Regions from separate parts of the Homo sapiens genome. Here region 2 is linked to region 1. A link is a loop called in an ENCODE intact Hi-C map of the cell type or tissue named here. Cell type or tissue: A673. All regions are shown on one strand. Links, peaks and the distances in the headings refer to the core of each region. The heading gives the core; the rest is flanking DNA.

Evidence for each region. A loop is a pair of places that touch in the nucleus more often than their neighbours do. Peaks named below come from ENCODE experiments on the same cell type or tissue, not always from the same donor. Only the 100,000 strongest peaks of a DNase experiment are listed, where the experiment ranks them.
Region 2: it touches region 1 in a loop (2.5-fold over the local background); 1 of 110 quality-filtered maps calls a loop at or near these places.

The regions. Positions count from the first base shown.
Region 1 is chr2:104,935,642-104,943,208 of GRCh38, reverse strand. MRPS9-AS2 (MRPS9 antisense RNA 2) reads left to right here. Exons shown (of 3, transcript NR_110603.1): 3 at 6,444-6,968. Among named protein-coding and RNA genes, the nearest start is that of DALIR, 32 kb to the right of the region's middle. In A673, for the core only: no CTCF peak of the experiment used is centred there; a DNase peak (open chromatin) is centred at 3,378.
Region 2 is chr2:105,231,069-105,238,635 of GRCh38, reverse strand. No RefSeq gene overlaps it. Among named protein-coding and RNA genes, the nearest start is that of GPR45, 6.9 kb to the left of the region's middle. In A673, for the core only: a CTCF peak has its summit at 2,822 (motif pointing right); a DNase peak (open chromatin) is centred at 2,825.

The sequences.
Region 1 (7,567 bases), core at 837-5,836:
CTGTGCCTGGCTTATTTCACTTAATAATGTCCTCCAGGTTGATCCCTTTCATTTATATACCCATGTATACAAATCTGAACTTCTGTTATTTTAAAACTCTTGATGGAAGCCGTACTTCTACTGATGTGGAGGCTGTTATAAGCTGAATTGTATTTCACCAAATTCCCTTGTTGAAGTCCTAAACCCCAGTACTTCAGAATGTGATGATATTTGGGGATACAGTCTTTAACAAGCTAAGGTTAAAGCTTGTCATCCGGGTGGGCCCTAATCCAATGTGACTGTTGTCCTCATAAAAAGAGATTAGGGCACAGACATGCACAGAGGGAAGACCATGTGAGGACATAGGGAGAAGGTGGCATCTACAAGCCAAGGAGAGGGGCCTCAGAGGAAATCAACCCTGCCCACACCTTGATCTCTGACTCGGAGCCTCCAGAATTGTGAGGAAATAAATCTCTGTTGTTTAAGCCACTCAGCCTGTGGCACTTTGTCATGGCAGCCCTAGCAAATGCATATAGAGGCAAAAAATTTCAGTATGGTAATACTAGTTATGTATTATTAGTCACTAGCTCTTTGGTTAAACATAGCTCTCCTAGGCCAGGCGCGGTGGCTCACACCTGTAATCCCAACACTTTGGGAGGCTGAGGTGGGAGGATTACCTCAGGTCAGGAGTTCAAGACCATCTCTACTAAAAATACAAAAATTAGCCAGGTGTGGTGGTGCATGCCTGTAATCCCAGCTACTCAGGAGGCTGGGGCAGGAGAATTGCTTGAGCCTAGGAGACAGAGGTTGTAGTGAGCCACGATCATGCCACTGCACTCTAGCCTGGCCAACAGAGTGAGACTCTGTCTCAAAAAACAAAAACAAAAACAAAAACAAAACATAACAAAAAACATAGCTCTCCTAACTCAATAATAATGGCTGACATCAACTTACAACTTGGTAAATTCCGTGTATTCTACCAAGAGATTTACATATATTAATTCAGATAATCATCAAAGCAACCTTCTGACGTTGAAATCCCCATTTTTCAGATGAGAAAACTGAGGTGAGGACCCCTGTCCCATCAGCCTATAAGGCCCACACTTGACAACTAGCACAAAATATTTCAAACCATGAGGAGGGAGGATCACAAAAAGGTAGAAAAAAAAGTTGTGCCATTTTCTTCATATTCCTGTTTTATCTGCTAACTTCTGACACAGTATTTTTGCCTCTTGTGGGTAAATCTTGAATAGAATACACTTGCCCTACACATACGCTGATTACCCAAGAGTTAAGCTTGATTTCCACTCTTTCATCATGGGGCCACACCTTTTCCCTTTTTTAGGGCTCATGTATATCCATGGGTATATTCCAAATTATTTAATCTAATCTTCCAAATTACCTACTACCTACTAGCGCCAATTCCCCGTGGATTGTATGAAAAAGGCCAGGCTGGACAGGAGTGAGCAGGACACGGCGAGCATTGAGTGAGTGAGGCCAGTGACTGGGCATAACCCAGTTGGTGAATCCATGATTCACATGGAATCAGAGATCTGTGGAGCTGGGCAGGCCTTATAAATCTTCTGGTTCATTTAATTCATGGTTCTATTTCAGCACTTATCATAGTCTGGATCGATTTAGAGTGGGCTGTGTGTGTGTGAGTCTTCCTTTCCCAACCCTGAAAAGGGGTTCCCTGCAGACACAGTGCAGGGAGAGAAGCACTGAGAACTCCTCCTTTAGCAGCGGTACACACTGACACCCAGGGGTGTGTTCTTGGGTTTGTAACTTGCCAGGATGTACAGCTAGTGCTGGACCAGCCCAGAGGCTGGCTTGGTTCATAGTCCAACGGTGTTTCCATGACAACGCACTGCCTCCTAGAAATACCCAAATTTATTATTTTAAAAAGATACGCTGATAGATAATTATTCTCATCACAAAGGAAGATGTTACTGTGAGGAAGGATTCACTGTCTGGGACTATGAGCTTTGTAAGAAAACAGGGGCATGAGCTTGAAACCAAACTTGAAATTGAAAAATAAAAAGCAGCAGCTAGACATTCACTACCTCAAAAATAGAGAAAAACATATTGACCTTCTGGTTTTGAAATTGTTTAATAACTGGAAACTAGTTTCAAACTTGAATTTGGCATAGTTTTAAGAACTCAGTCAAGAGGAATACAAAATCCTATTTTTAAAATACAGCTGTTACAGTTTTAAGGCAACACCATCAATCTGCAGTGGAGGGAAACATACAAAGTAAATGTACTTTAAATGTTTTATAACTAATGTATGTATGAAGTAAAATATAAAGAAAATTCATATAGTTTTAACAATTGCAGAGTAATAAAAACATCCATTTTTAAGGATTACGGAAAATATTCAGGTCATTATTTGTCCAACTCAACCAGTTAATTATGTGAATGTCGATTTCAAAATACCCAACTGGAATCTCAGGGGATATGTGTGAGTGTTCTATCCCATGACTCTTTATAATAATAAAAATAAGCAAAAAGTAAATACAATTTGGGTTAAATAGCTTTCCTCTTTCCCTTGGCCACTCGGGCCTTCGTTTTGTTTAATTAATCTGTTCATTTCTGGTGAGACCATCTCTTGGCAATGCTTTGGGATACTTAGGTTTCCTGGAGTACAGAAGAATAGTCCATGTGGTTTCATATTGAATTGTGAGGTTGGAGGTGGGCCTGCTGCAGTCGTTCTGGACACATTCCCCCTCCTATCTTGTGTGCGATACGAGATTTGATAAGCTTTTAAGCAGCTTCTGCCTGTTTTCAGCATCTGCAGTGCATCACCTTTCTGGCTGGACTCACCAGCTTAGAGAAAGCAAACGACTTAGAAAAACCACAAAGCACAGTGCAGGTGCCCCACTGGATGCGGGGACACATTTTTGCAGTTATCTGCTGCTATGTTGGGTGTTAACTTCTGTAACTGAATATTTAAGCCTGGGAACTTGCTTGTTTTTCGCCCTCACATCGGGCATTCTCCGGCCCTTCCCCTGGAGGGTGAATTGTGCGGGTGGGGTGGGGTGGAGGGAGAGGAGCGCGAAAGCAAGGATGACTGCCCACCTTGGATGCCTTTTCCAGCACGATGCTCTGACTAATGAGCAGAGGCCACTGCTGAAGAGCAAGGCTGGGTCTCCTTTTCCAGAGACTGAGCCCATTACCCTCTCGGCCCCACTAGCCTGCAGGCACCAGCCTGCCTCCCAAATGGATGACTTCCGGCTCGCCATGCCGCTCCCAGTCCTAGTGCCAGTGGCCGTGAATAACCTTGCTTTTGTGTGTATTTATTTTATTTTGAATTTCTCCACCCTGGATCTTTCCACCTCCAAACCCCACCCCCTGCTTGCCGGCCCCATGTGGTGATGTTTCTTGAAATGTTAGATTCTTTCTTCCTCTATCCCCCCCTCCAGTTCTGGAAGCATTTTGTTTCTGTACTGCTTTGTGAAACTGGTGCTGAGTCCAGATCCTTGGGGCTTTAAAGTTGAATTAATTATTAAACAGGAAGGGAGCAGTACTTTCAGCAGGCGCCAAGTGACTATACTTAAACTGCAACCTGGCACTGGTTTTCCCACCCTTGTGCTGTGGTTTGCTGAAGGCAACTGGAGATTTTTATTCTAGTTTTAATCAAGCATTTCTGTAAGTTTTCAGGCAGTTAAGATTTGGCAGCAAAGGGCTGGGAAGTCAGTCTTCATCACCTCCTGACCAGTTTGGCCAAAGAAAAAATTAAAACAAAATCAGAAATACTTTCCCAGTTCATAAATCAATCTGAAATTGCCCACTCTCTACGGGTTGCTTTTCCTGAGGACAGGGTGGGCTTTTCTCTCAAATATATGTATATTTTTTATTGATCAGCTTCCATTTGTAGAGAATGGTGCTTTTCAAATAAAACCATCAGAACACTGGCTTTAGTTGCTGTGCGATTGTTATAATCATTGCTTTAATTTAGGGGCTATGTTGAAGATATGAAACCCTGTATTTAAAAATATACTCAGGGAGGGTGGGTGCAGTGGCTCATGCCTGTAGCCCCAGCACTTTTGGAGGCCAAGGCAGGAGGACCGCTTGGGACCAGGCGTTTGAGTCCAGCCTAGCCAACGTAATGAGATCCCTATCTCTAAAATAATGAAAAATCAGCCAGGCACGGTGGTACACCTGTAGTCCTAGCTACTCAGGAGGCTGAGGCGGGAGAATCACCTGAGCCCAGGAGTTTGAGGCTGCAGTGAGCTAGGATATTGCCACAGGACTCCAGCTGGGGCAACAGAACAAGGCACTGTCTCTAAAAATAATAACAGTAGTAATAAAGTAAAAATAAAAATACATATGAAGACACACAGCAGAATTTCTTACTTTTCTGAGGCTAGGCATTCATGCTAGAAATTCGCAACTCAATGGAGTTGGTGGGTCAGCTTAGCCCAGATACTGAATATAGGCATCCTCACAGAGCTATATGAATGAGACAGTGGCCATGTTTTAGAGAAACCCAAAGCCTTCCTAAAGGTATCAAACTAATACCCTTAAATGACAGCAAGACGCTTTCTGGAGGCTGCCCCTGCAGCGGGCTGGCCCTCTGATTTTCCCCTGGCTCCTGGTGTTTGGTGGTGGGCCTTTCCCAGTCTTGGCTGACTGCTCTGCAGGAAGCTCGCTAGGAAATGCTCTGCTCAGCTCCATTAAGTCTCACCCTGTAGCTGAGCAGCGGTGCAGGCTGTCAGGGTGGGGAGGGAGGAAGAGCTATCTGGGTGCAGCTGGGTGCGTAGGCAGGAGTGTGAAGCAGCCTCAAGAGGAAAGAGAACAAAGATTTGGTTAAAAATTTAGATTCATGCATATAAATTTGGAACAGGGCAAAAAAAAGTAAGCCCAACGCACACAACCCTCCCGCACCCCTCCCAGTTGGCTTGTGATGAAGTGTGCATGTGAGAACAGCTCAGAACCGAAACACCGTACAGTCATGTCACCCCTAAGAATGTGCTGGGAAACCTTGCAACAGATACATCCTTAGAACTTTTAAAAATGAGAGATATTCTGTGAGCCTTCAGTCCAAATACTATTTTTTGGACTTATTTTCCATTCAGGAATTTAAAAAAATATATTCTTGCTGACAATTCTTAACTTTAAAAAATATTAAACATTTTAATCATACATATAATATATGTCTTCACTGTGTAATTTCCATCAGTCAATAGATTTAATTATAATAAACAAATAAATGTACTTACAATAAGCAAAAAACTGTGGTCCACTGGCTTATTGAAAAAGATTAGTTAGAAGAAACCAGATAAATTCACACTTCTAGGAATTTAAGCTCAAAATTTCAAGCACCTCTATTTTTTTCTGAATTGTCACCTTTTCCAGGGACTGATCCTTTCTCAATAAATCATCCTCTGACCTTGGTGTTGAGATTGTCATGGGGCTTCCACTCTCAGGATGTCAAGTTTGGTCATATTCTTTAGGATTCTATTATGGCCACATTGCACTTCTAACCACAGTAAATAATTTAAAACCCAAATTGAAAATGATATATTCCTCATCAACTAATATTTGGAAAATATACTTATTAAATGCACAACTTTTGTACAATTTCTATCTGCTCTTTATGTCCCACTTTCTTTCCAGAAAACATATTCTGCACTGGTTTTAAAATCACATGATAAGATTTCTAATCTTTGAGCAAAAGTCCTCGCCCTTTATATTTGGAAATGGGTTGATACTCTCATCCCTCACCCATGGAAAGTTTGCAATATAAAATTTTAAAAAATACTTTATTTAAAATAACCTTCCAGCAGCTGGCCTAGTCTTCTATGTTTAGATATTAGAAAACACTTGAAAAGCACTTTCACTTAGTTAAAAAGGAAAACTAGTCAAAGATAATAATAACAACCTTTTAAACAAGAAAAGAATACGGAGAACACCAAACAGGCATGCATTGGGTTGTAAAAGCCTTTTTTTTCTCCCCTAGTTAAGGATAACTCTAAAAATATTGTGTATACCCACCTATGGTTTCCTGAGGACTTTCCTCCCTGTCTGCTAAAAAGCAAAAGTTAGGAAATTATGTCTGATTTGTGTCAAATGTGTTCCAAAGAATCATGAGGCCTTCCTTTCACTGTGAGGAATATTCATGTAGGAAGTCGTCCTCTAAGCAGTTGTCACCTTTTCTTACATGGTATTCCCAACTGCAATGCCAGGCAGTGAGGGCTTTGCCGCAGTAGGAGCGGCTCCAGTTCCTGGGTGAGCCCAGGGCCTGCCCAGACGTCGGCCATCTCTGCAGGTGTATGGGCTGCGGCCCTAGGCAAGACTGTCTCTGCCTTCCCCAAAGGTCTCTGAGCCCTTCTGCGGCCCAGATGGTTCCAATTTGAGGCCTACATTCAGTGCTGGAGCTGTATTGAGTTTCTTCCCTGAAACCAACAAAACCTGCTTCAGCATTTTGCTTGGATTAAAATATTTGTCCCTTTTTTTCACAGGGCAGAAGGAGAACTCCTGAAGCCTCCGAAGGAAGGAAATCATTACAGGGCCCTACAGAAGTAGGTCATGTGCTACAGCTGCTCATAGTTTAAGAGGAAGAAACATGGGATCTCAAACCTGGAACACGACTCTTTCAAAATGCTTGTGAGCAACCCAAGAAAAACATCCTCCTGAGGCTTATCTAATAACCATGATCTCTAATCGTCTCAATGTGTGCTCATGTTTCCTTAGGAGTTTGCACCCACTTCTCAGAGCTAACGAGATGCCGAAACAGAACACAGAAAAAAGTAATGAAGGAGATTTAATAGTTTGTGTTAAAGCTAATATGGTCCATTAGGGGCTGTCATTTTTATAAACAGTGAGGATACGTTACCCTCTTCTTTGGTGTAAAGTCATTCCGTGCAGGACCTGTAAACATTCAGTAATGATCTGTAGAACATGCATGAACGACAATTAAAGCACCACTTGAAAAGTCTGTTTTCCTCACATATTTGTTTTCTTGCTAAATAAACTTGTAAAGTTCATACATGTGTACGCATATGCTTACATTATAAAAAAAGTGTGCATTTCATTAAGAACATCTACGAACAGATATAAGTGTTTTTGGTTCCCATTAGCTTGAGAAATATCAGAAGTGATTAGTTAAATGAGGAGCATAGGTTCTGTTTTTTAGTGCATACTATAATAATAAAACAACCACTCTTTTATGGTAGCTTAGCAAGACAAAATTATAGTTCACAATGTCATGAAAGGCATGATTACAACCTTTGAAAGTTACAAGTAAAAAAGCTTCTATAAAACCTATCTGTTGCCAAAAAATTATGTTCTACAGTGATTCAGATATATTTCTGAAATTTATTTTTTAATTGTGGCTGATACCAAGCAGAGGCAAGACTTGAGAACTTGCATTCTTTTTGAGACTCACTGAATGTACTTGAGAAAATAAAATCAGATTGACTCCCTCTGACTTTGTAAATAGAGTTTGCTCCCTTGCTTTCTCTCTCTCTTTGAAAGGACAAATGATTCCTTTTTATAGGTTTTAGGTTTGGCAGAATTTGATTAAAAAAAAATTCTTACAACCACCTAACATTTTCTGCTGCAAACAGGAGTGGGTAGGTAGTAG
Region 2 (7,567 bases), core at 945-5,944, 300 kb before region 1:
ACCATCCTCCCACCCCCAAGCTACACCAGTTGAGGTACAGACAAATTTCAAACAAAATCCCACTCTGTTCTCCTTTCCCAGTAGATAAAGAATGGGCTTCTAAAAACTGACCTTCAGCGGGGCGCGGTGGCTCACGCCTGTAATCCCAACATGTTGGGAGGCCGAGGCAGGCGGATCACGAGGTCAGGAGATCGAGACCATCCTGGCTAACATGGTGAAACCCCGCCTGTACTAAAAATACAAAAAATTAGCCAGCCGTGGTGGCCGGCGCCTGTAGTCCCAGCTACTCGGGAGGCTGAGGCAGGAGAATGGCGTGAACCTGGGAGGCGGAGCTTGCAGTGAGCCGAGATCGCGCCACCGCACTCCAGCCTGGGCGACGGAGCGAGACTCCGTCTCAAAAAAAAAAAAAAAAAAAAAAAAAAAAAAAAAAAAAGAACTTAGTGAGGATGAGGGAAAGAACCTTTGTCTTTGCTCTCCAAATAGGACAACTCTATGTGCGACCACCAGGGGGCGCGCTGGGGCAGCCTCGGGAGGCTAGGAAGTATCAGTGTCTGGCCTGCCAAAGCCTTTCTTCCTCCCTCCCTCCCTCCCTTCCTGCCTCCCTCCCTCCATTCCTGCCTCCCTCCCTTCCTTCCTTCCTTCCTTCCTTTTTTCCTTCCTTACTTCTCTCTTTTTTCCTTCCTTCTTTTTCTCTCTCATTTCTTTCTTTTATCTTTCTTTGTTCTCTTCCCCTTTTTCTTTTGCCAACTTTAAAAGTCTTTTTATTATGTTAAATTTCAAACATGCAAAAAGAGATAACATAGTATAGCAAAGCACCACTTGGCTACGCTTTTGAGCTGTGTTCCCTCCGTTTCCTTCCATTTAAGCTGGCACTTCCTGGTCCACATACACCTCCCGTCCAGGCTTTTGTTTCCAGTGCAGTAGGGAGATCCTGCCAGGTTTTCTTGGGGAGAGGAGGCCAGGCTGTGAGTGGCCTCGTGAGACAGACATGAGAGGGGAAAATGCGGCCCAGGAGAGCTTTGAGGGACTGGGGGACACAGCGGAGGTCCCTGCAGCGGCGCCAGGGCAGCTCTCCAGGACTCTACCGTCCTCCTAAGGCCTGGTCAAGCGGGGATTCGAGTGGCCTTCTGCTCGCAAACTTGGCGTTTCAGGTAGCAACTCTCATCTTCGGCTGGGAATATGTTTGGCTTTAAGTGGTCAGGAAGGAGAAGGTAAGAAATGCCTGTCTCCCTTTCCCATCCTCAAGATCAGGCGTGAAGACGATCCTGTCTCCCTTTCCCATCCTCAAGATCAGGCGTGAAGACGATCCGCCGGACCCTGATTGAAGCGGGGAGGGATAATGCCTTGCGAGGGGACAAAGGCGGGCAGAACCAGAGAGACCTGCGGAGGCACAGTCGGGGCAGCCCCGTGGCAGGGAGCCGAGCAGCAGCGGCGATTGCCACGTGGAGGAGGTAGACTTCCTGGCAACCGGTCGGTGAGCCCCGCGCGACCTTCAGCAAGAGCGCACGCCTCTCCTTCCTCCCAGCGCTGAAACTGAATGGTCGAAAGGCACTGCGTGGCGACGGCGGAATGGATTATTGTGTCTGAGGTCCCGTCCCGTCCAGAAAGCCTGCAGCATCACTGTTAGGTGTTCAGGAAAATAACGGAATCTTCCCCACCTTCAAATCCCACATGCTATCGTATCCTCCCCAGCAACTCCACTTGCCCCCTGTGACACTGCCCCTGTACCTCCAGCAAAAGCTGCCCTGGGCTCGTCCTTGTTCCCACGTGGCTTCGTCTGTCGGAGCATCCATTCCTATTGGCCCCTTCCCCAGCTCTGCGTCGAAAGGTGTTGCGTGCATCCCGGTGCCTCTGCACCTGGACCCTGTGGGATCGAGGCTGCGCCCAGGTGCGTTCCTGGTGTAAGGCTGCCAACCCCTGATCCGCGAAGGAAGCGCTCATATGCGCAGTGGGAGTAGGCGCAGTTCTTTTGGAACTGTTTTTCACAAACATTAAGAAAAAAGTCAGGTACACACTACACACAGGTACATCTACATTTTAATTATCAGATTTTGAATTATATATATATATATGCATTTACATATATATGTACATCTGATAGAATTTGCTTTCTCTCTGCTGGTTCTATTTCAGCCAAATGGTGGGAAATTTGTTGGGCTCTTTCTCCATAGTCTTTAATATTGCTGCAGGTAAAACCAATTGGTTTTGTGATATTGGATTTTTAATCCCTGCTCCAGAAGAACATATTGGTTCAAAAATGTCAAATCTAAGAAATGAAGTCAATTTTGGCAGACGGGGAAGCTAGGAACAGCCCTTTGCTGTGGGAACAGCTTGACTCTGTCATTACCTGCAACCTTGTCACCTGTCTTTTTGATACAAACTCTCAAACAGATGGTATATTTCAATTTCAATAACTTTATTGGCGATGAAAAAATATGCAAGAGCTGCCAAAAGTAATACATCAAGTAGCTGTGTTTAGAAACAGGTGTCGTGCCACGTGTCTTAACTTCAAAGAAAAGTGAGCTGAAAGGAACCAGATTTTTTATTCCTCGACTTGAACAAGATTCTTGGGGAGAAATTTTCAAGTAGAACACAACTGGGAAGTCTTTTAATGAGGCAAATCTTCATTGCCTATTCTTCTTAGTAATGGCTAACATTTCTCGTGTGCTGATAGCATGCCAGGCTAAGCCCCTTACATAGCTCAGTGGTCAGGAAGCTCGGCCCCTGCGTCTTCGGCATCCGCATCGCCTAGGAACTTGAGAAAGGAAAATTCTCAGGGCCACTCCAGACCCACTGAATTAGAAACCCTGGGACGCCAGGGGGCGCAAACTGCATTTTAATAAGTCATCCAGGGTAAACGTTCTCAGTTGTAGGAACTACTGACATGGTTTCTCTCAATTAACCCTCACATTGACTCCTCTTTACAGATGAAGAACTGGATGCACAGTTATTTACCTAGAAAGTATAGTAGTAGGGCCCTGCATTAGAATCAGACAGTCTGACTCCAGGGCCCATGCCTTAACCCCTAGGCTATGCAGAGAGAGGCCACTCAGATAATGATGTAACTAGCAGTTCCTATCAGACTTTTATATCAGGAATGAGTCAGCATTGGGAGCCACAGGAAGGATGTCTTTCAGCAGGAAAGGTAAGATGTGAAGGCCGTGGGTGCAGGGCGTGTGTGTGGGACTGTCACAGGGCTACGGGTGTCTTGGCAGGCACTCAGGACACAGGATGCCCTTGGGCCTGTAGGACCGTGTGTGCATCTGATGCGGGAGCTTTTGCAGATGCTTCTCAAGCAAATGTGGATGAGATCTATTTGTCTCCTCAAATGTAAAATCTGCTGGCTGTCAAGAGTGTAGGATTTAACGCCAGATCCATGGGAGATGCAGGGTGGCTGTGAGGATTCAGACACTGTCTCATCTCTTTGTTCAATCCTTGGTGCTTCCCCACCCTTCTAAAGTCAAGACTCGTATAGAAAATGTTATTTGTAGGGCACACTAGAGAGACCGACCGCAGGCCTGTGCTGCTGCTGGCAGGGCTAAGAGGTTACTGCCTCAGACACCCCAGCAACCCATTCATAGCTCCAGAGCCTTGCATACCAGCTGGTGGCTGGGAGACTCTAATCTTAGAGTCCAGCTTGAAGATTTCAGGCCTTTACATATCCCCAATCTAATGATGACTGAAATGTTGCTCTGACCAAAGAAACAGTGATAGGTAGTATTAGAATAAGACTTTAAATATACAAAGTGCATCTAAAATGTGCTTTTACTTCTTTCTCACAGCCACTGGGATGATACGTGACTATTCCCATTTACAGATGAGGAAACTCAATCAATGCAATGAGATGATTTGCTTAAGCAGATACAAATGGAAGAATGGAAAATCGAGTCATATCTTCTCTTTTACTCTTTGACTCTTCCCTCCTTCCCTCTGTCCTGGGCAAGCCCCATGTTAGTGGTACCCACTCAGTGTACGTGAGGGTTTCATAGTGTGGACAAATTTATTTCTACAGATTCAGATAGATTATGGCTCAGACTGACTGCCTATGCTTGCTCTGGTTATGAGAAAGAACAACTGATTATTTAAGAACTTCTGAAAAGTCCAAAATAACCCACAGGATGGCCATAAAATACTCATTTTTTAAGTATCTTTGTGCTACCACCTTTCTTTAGAGCAGGGGTTCTTAAATCCTGGGACCACAGACCAGTACCTTTCCCTGGCCTGTTAGGAACCAGGCCACACAGGAGGAGGTGAGTGGAGGGCGAGCGAAGCTTCATCTGTATTTACAGTTGCTCCGCGTCGCTCACATTACCACCTGAGCACCGCCTCTGGCCAGATCAGCAGCATTATTCGATTCTCATAGGAGTGGAACCCTATTGTGAATTGTGCACGTGAGGGATCTAGGTTGCGCACTCCTTATGTGAATCTAATGCCCGATGATCTAATGCCTGATGATCTGCTGAGATGGAACAGTTTCATCCCAAAACCATCCGCTCCTGGTCCTGTGGAAAAATTGCCTCCCAACAAACGGATCCCTGGTGCCAAAAGGTGGGGGACCACTGCTTTAGAGGAGGCCAAAGCGTATAATTCACTTAGGGTCACCAGCTTCCAAATTAATCCTCGAGAATGTTGTTTGTGCATTTTACTATTAAAAGCCAACTTATTCACTTCCTTTCTTAACTAATTTAGAGGTGTTACATCTAAGGTAGGATTTTAAAAGTCCCCAAACCATGTAGGAAGATTTTGCTAGAGGCACAAAGCATATGGCACTTGTTTAAAAATGGAGCTTTATATTTTAACAGAATCTGAGACAATTAGCACTTTTTCAAGATGCTAAAAAATAATACCTGCCAATTTGTGTTTCTCCAGGTAGAGCATGTGACATCTCAAGTAGCCTATACCCAGGGGCTCCCGGGACAGGTGCGGCTTACACAGGAGAAAAACCCAGTACTGACACATCAGATTTCACAGGGCTGCTTTATAAAACCTGTTTCCTTCTCCAAAATTACATCTGCAGGGCCCTCTACTACATTTTCACCTGACTTTCTCAAAAACTAATTTTAAACTTATTTGCGCATTTTTTTCTGACATTTTATGCCCTAATTCTAAACAAACAAACAAAATCCCTAAGCCTGGTAAAAAATATACTTTTTCATTTGTAATGTAAAGAAAACAGACACAGCTTACTTACTCTAGTAAAATTATTTTTGATATTTGAATTTTTTCTTTTTTTTTTTTTGAGACGGAATCTCGCTCTTGTCACCCAGGCTGGAGTGCAGTAGTGTGATCTCGGCTCACTGCAACCTTCACCTCCCAGGTTCAAGCTATTCTGCTGCTTCAGCCTCATGAGTAGCTGGGATTACAGGAGCCTGCCACCACGCCCGGCTAATTTTTGTCCTGTTAGTAGGGATGGGGTTTCACCATGTTGGCCAGGCTGGTCTCGAACTCCTTACCTCAGGGGATCCGCCTGGCTCAGCCTCCCAAAGTGCTGAGATTACAGGCGGGAGCCACTGCACCTGGCCGATATTTGAATGTTTTTAACAGCTTCATTGAGATCTAGTTTATGTATCATGACATTTGCCCACTGCACGTGGACAATTAAATGATTTTTAGCCAATTTAAAATGTTGCACAACTATCACCACAATCTGCTTTGAGGACATTTTCATCACCTCCAAAAAGATCCTTCATGTCTGTTTGTGGTCAGCTGATTGTACTTTTTATAATTGCTCCAATTTATTTTTGAAAAAAGTGTTCTTAATGTAACCCAAGAACTTGACAATTCCGGTTTTTTTTTTGTTTGTTTGTTTTTTTGGGGACAGAGTCTAGCTCTGTTGCCTAGGCTCAAGTGCAGTGGCGAGATGTAGGCTCACTGCAACCTCCACCTCGCGGGTTCAAGCGATTCTTGTGCCTTAGCCTCCTGAGTAGCTGGGATTACAGGTGCCCGCCACCAAGCCTGGCTACTTTTTGTATTTTTAGTAGAGACTGGGTTTCACCATGTTGGCCAGGCTGGTCTTCAACTCCTGATCTCAGGTGATCCGCCTGCCTTGGCCTCCCAAATTGCTGGGATTGAAGGAGTGAGCCACAGCCTCACCTCCAGCCATAACTTGATAAGTCTAATTGACAGCCGGGTAACTCTAGCAGCACCTCTGCCCTTCCTACCCAGGCCCATGACATGTGGAGGAGCAAGGTTAGAACAACATTTAAATCACTGAGCCCTTGTGCCCTGTCCCATGTTAATATCCATGATCTGAATTAGGAAGTATTAGTGGGGCAGGAGGTGGGACAAGCTAAACTTATTTGCCCATGTAAAGCCACCAAAGTACCAACCAAGATAAAGGCATGATGAACCAATGAGATACAGGAGGAAAGAGGCCCTCCGTAATAAAGTCCTAGTCAAGGCTCGGACTCAGAAGATCGAAATTATAGTCCTGGTTCTGCCTTATAGCCTGGGAAAAATTCCCAACTGTTCAGTTTCTTCTTTTGTAAAATGATATGAGGGTACCTACCTCACAGGGTTGTTGTGAAGATTCAATACGTAGAAAAGCACGCTGCATATCACAAAACACTAGACAGGGGTAGGGAAGGGTCTTGTGCTTTTTGTGGTGGTTGTTTTTGGGGTGGGGGTGGGGAGGACAAAGTCTCGCTCTGTCACCCAGGCTGGAATGCAGTGGTGTGATCTCGGCTCACCGCCACCTCTGCCTCTCAAGTTCAAGGGATTCTTGTGTCTCAGCCTTCTGAGTAGCTGGGACTACAGGCGCACATCACCACGGCCAGCTAATTTTTGTATTTTTAGTAGAGACGGGGTTCCTGCCATGTTGGCCAGGCTGGTCTCGAACTCCTGACCTCAAGTGATCCATCTGCCTCAGCCTCCCAAAGTGCTGGGATTACAGGCATGAGCCACCATGCCCAGCCTGGGAAGGGTCTTTATTGGGACAGTTGGTAAGTTCTGTCCCAAGCACACAGCATGCCAGCTTTTGGGGGCTGTCTGAACCAACTGTAGATATGTGGGTCCCCTGGGGTGGAGTCCTGAGTTCTTCCTGAATGTTTTGCTTCATAATAAAGTCAACTTTAAATGTTTTAAATGTATGGTGTTTAATGCTTTGTACAACTTTTCATGGTCTCATTATCTGAGCTGTTTTACTCCCATGAGGTCACACAGCATTGCATAGTGAGGCTGAAGCTTGTCACCTGGGTTATCCTTTTGAAATTTCTCCAAGCTGGACTTTTGCCATTCTTCCCTAACAGCAGGTTAGAGCTCTCCAGCTGGCAGAAAGCACATATCCAGAATCCCAAGGAGTGCCAGACCCTTCCTTCCCCAGTACGGTCGGCAAACTTAGCACACTATGCCATTTTCCTTTTCTGTCACGTCAAAAAAAAAAAAAAAAACTTGGATGTAAAATCCTCCTAACTTTCTAAGACACTGGACAAGAAATTAATGTATTAATTTGTTCAGTTAATATTTCCTGAGTAGTGTTACCATGGGGCAGGCAGGAGGGAGTCAATGGTGAGCTCTGCCTTTTAGAGCTTTATAATCTGATTTGCTTTTCTCCAGATGTGATCTGCAG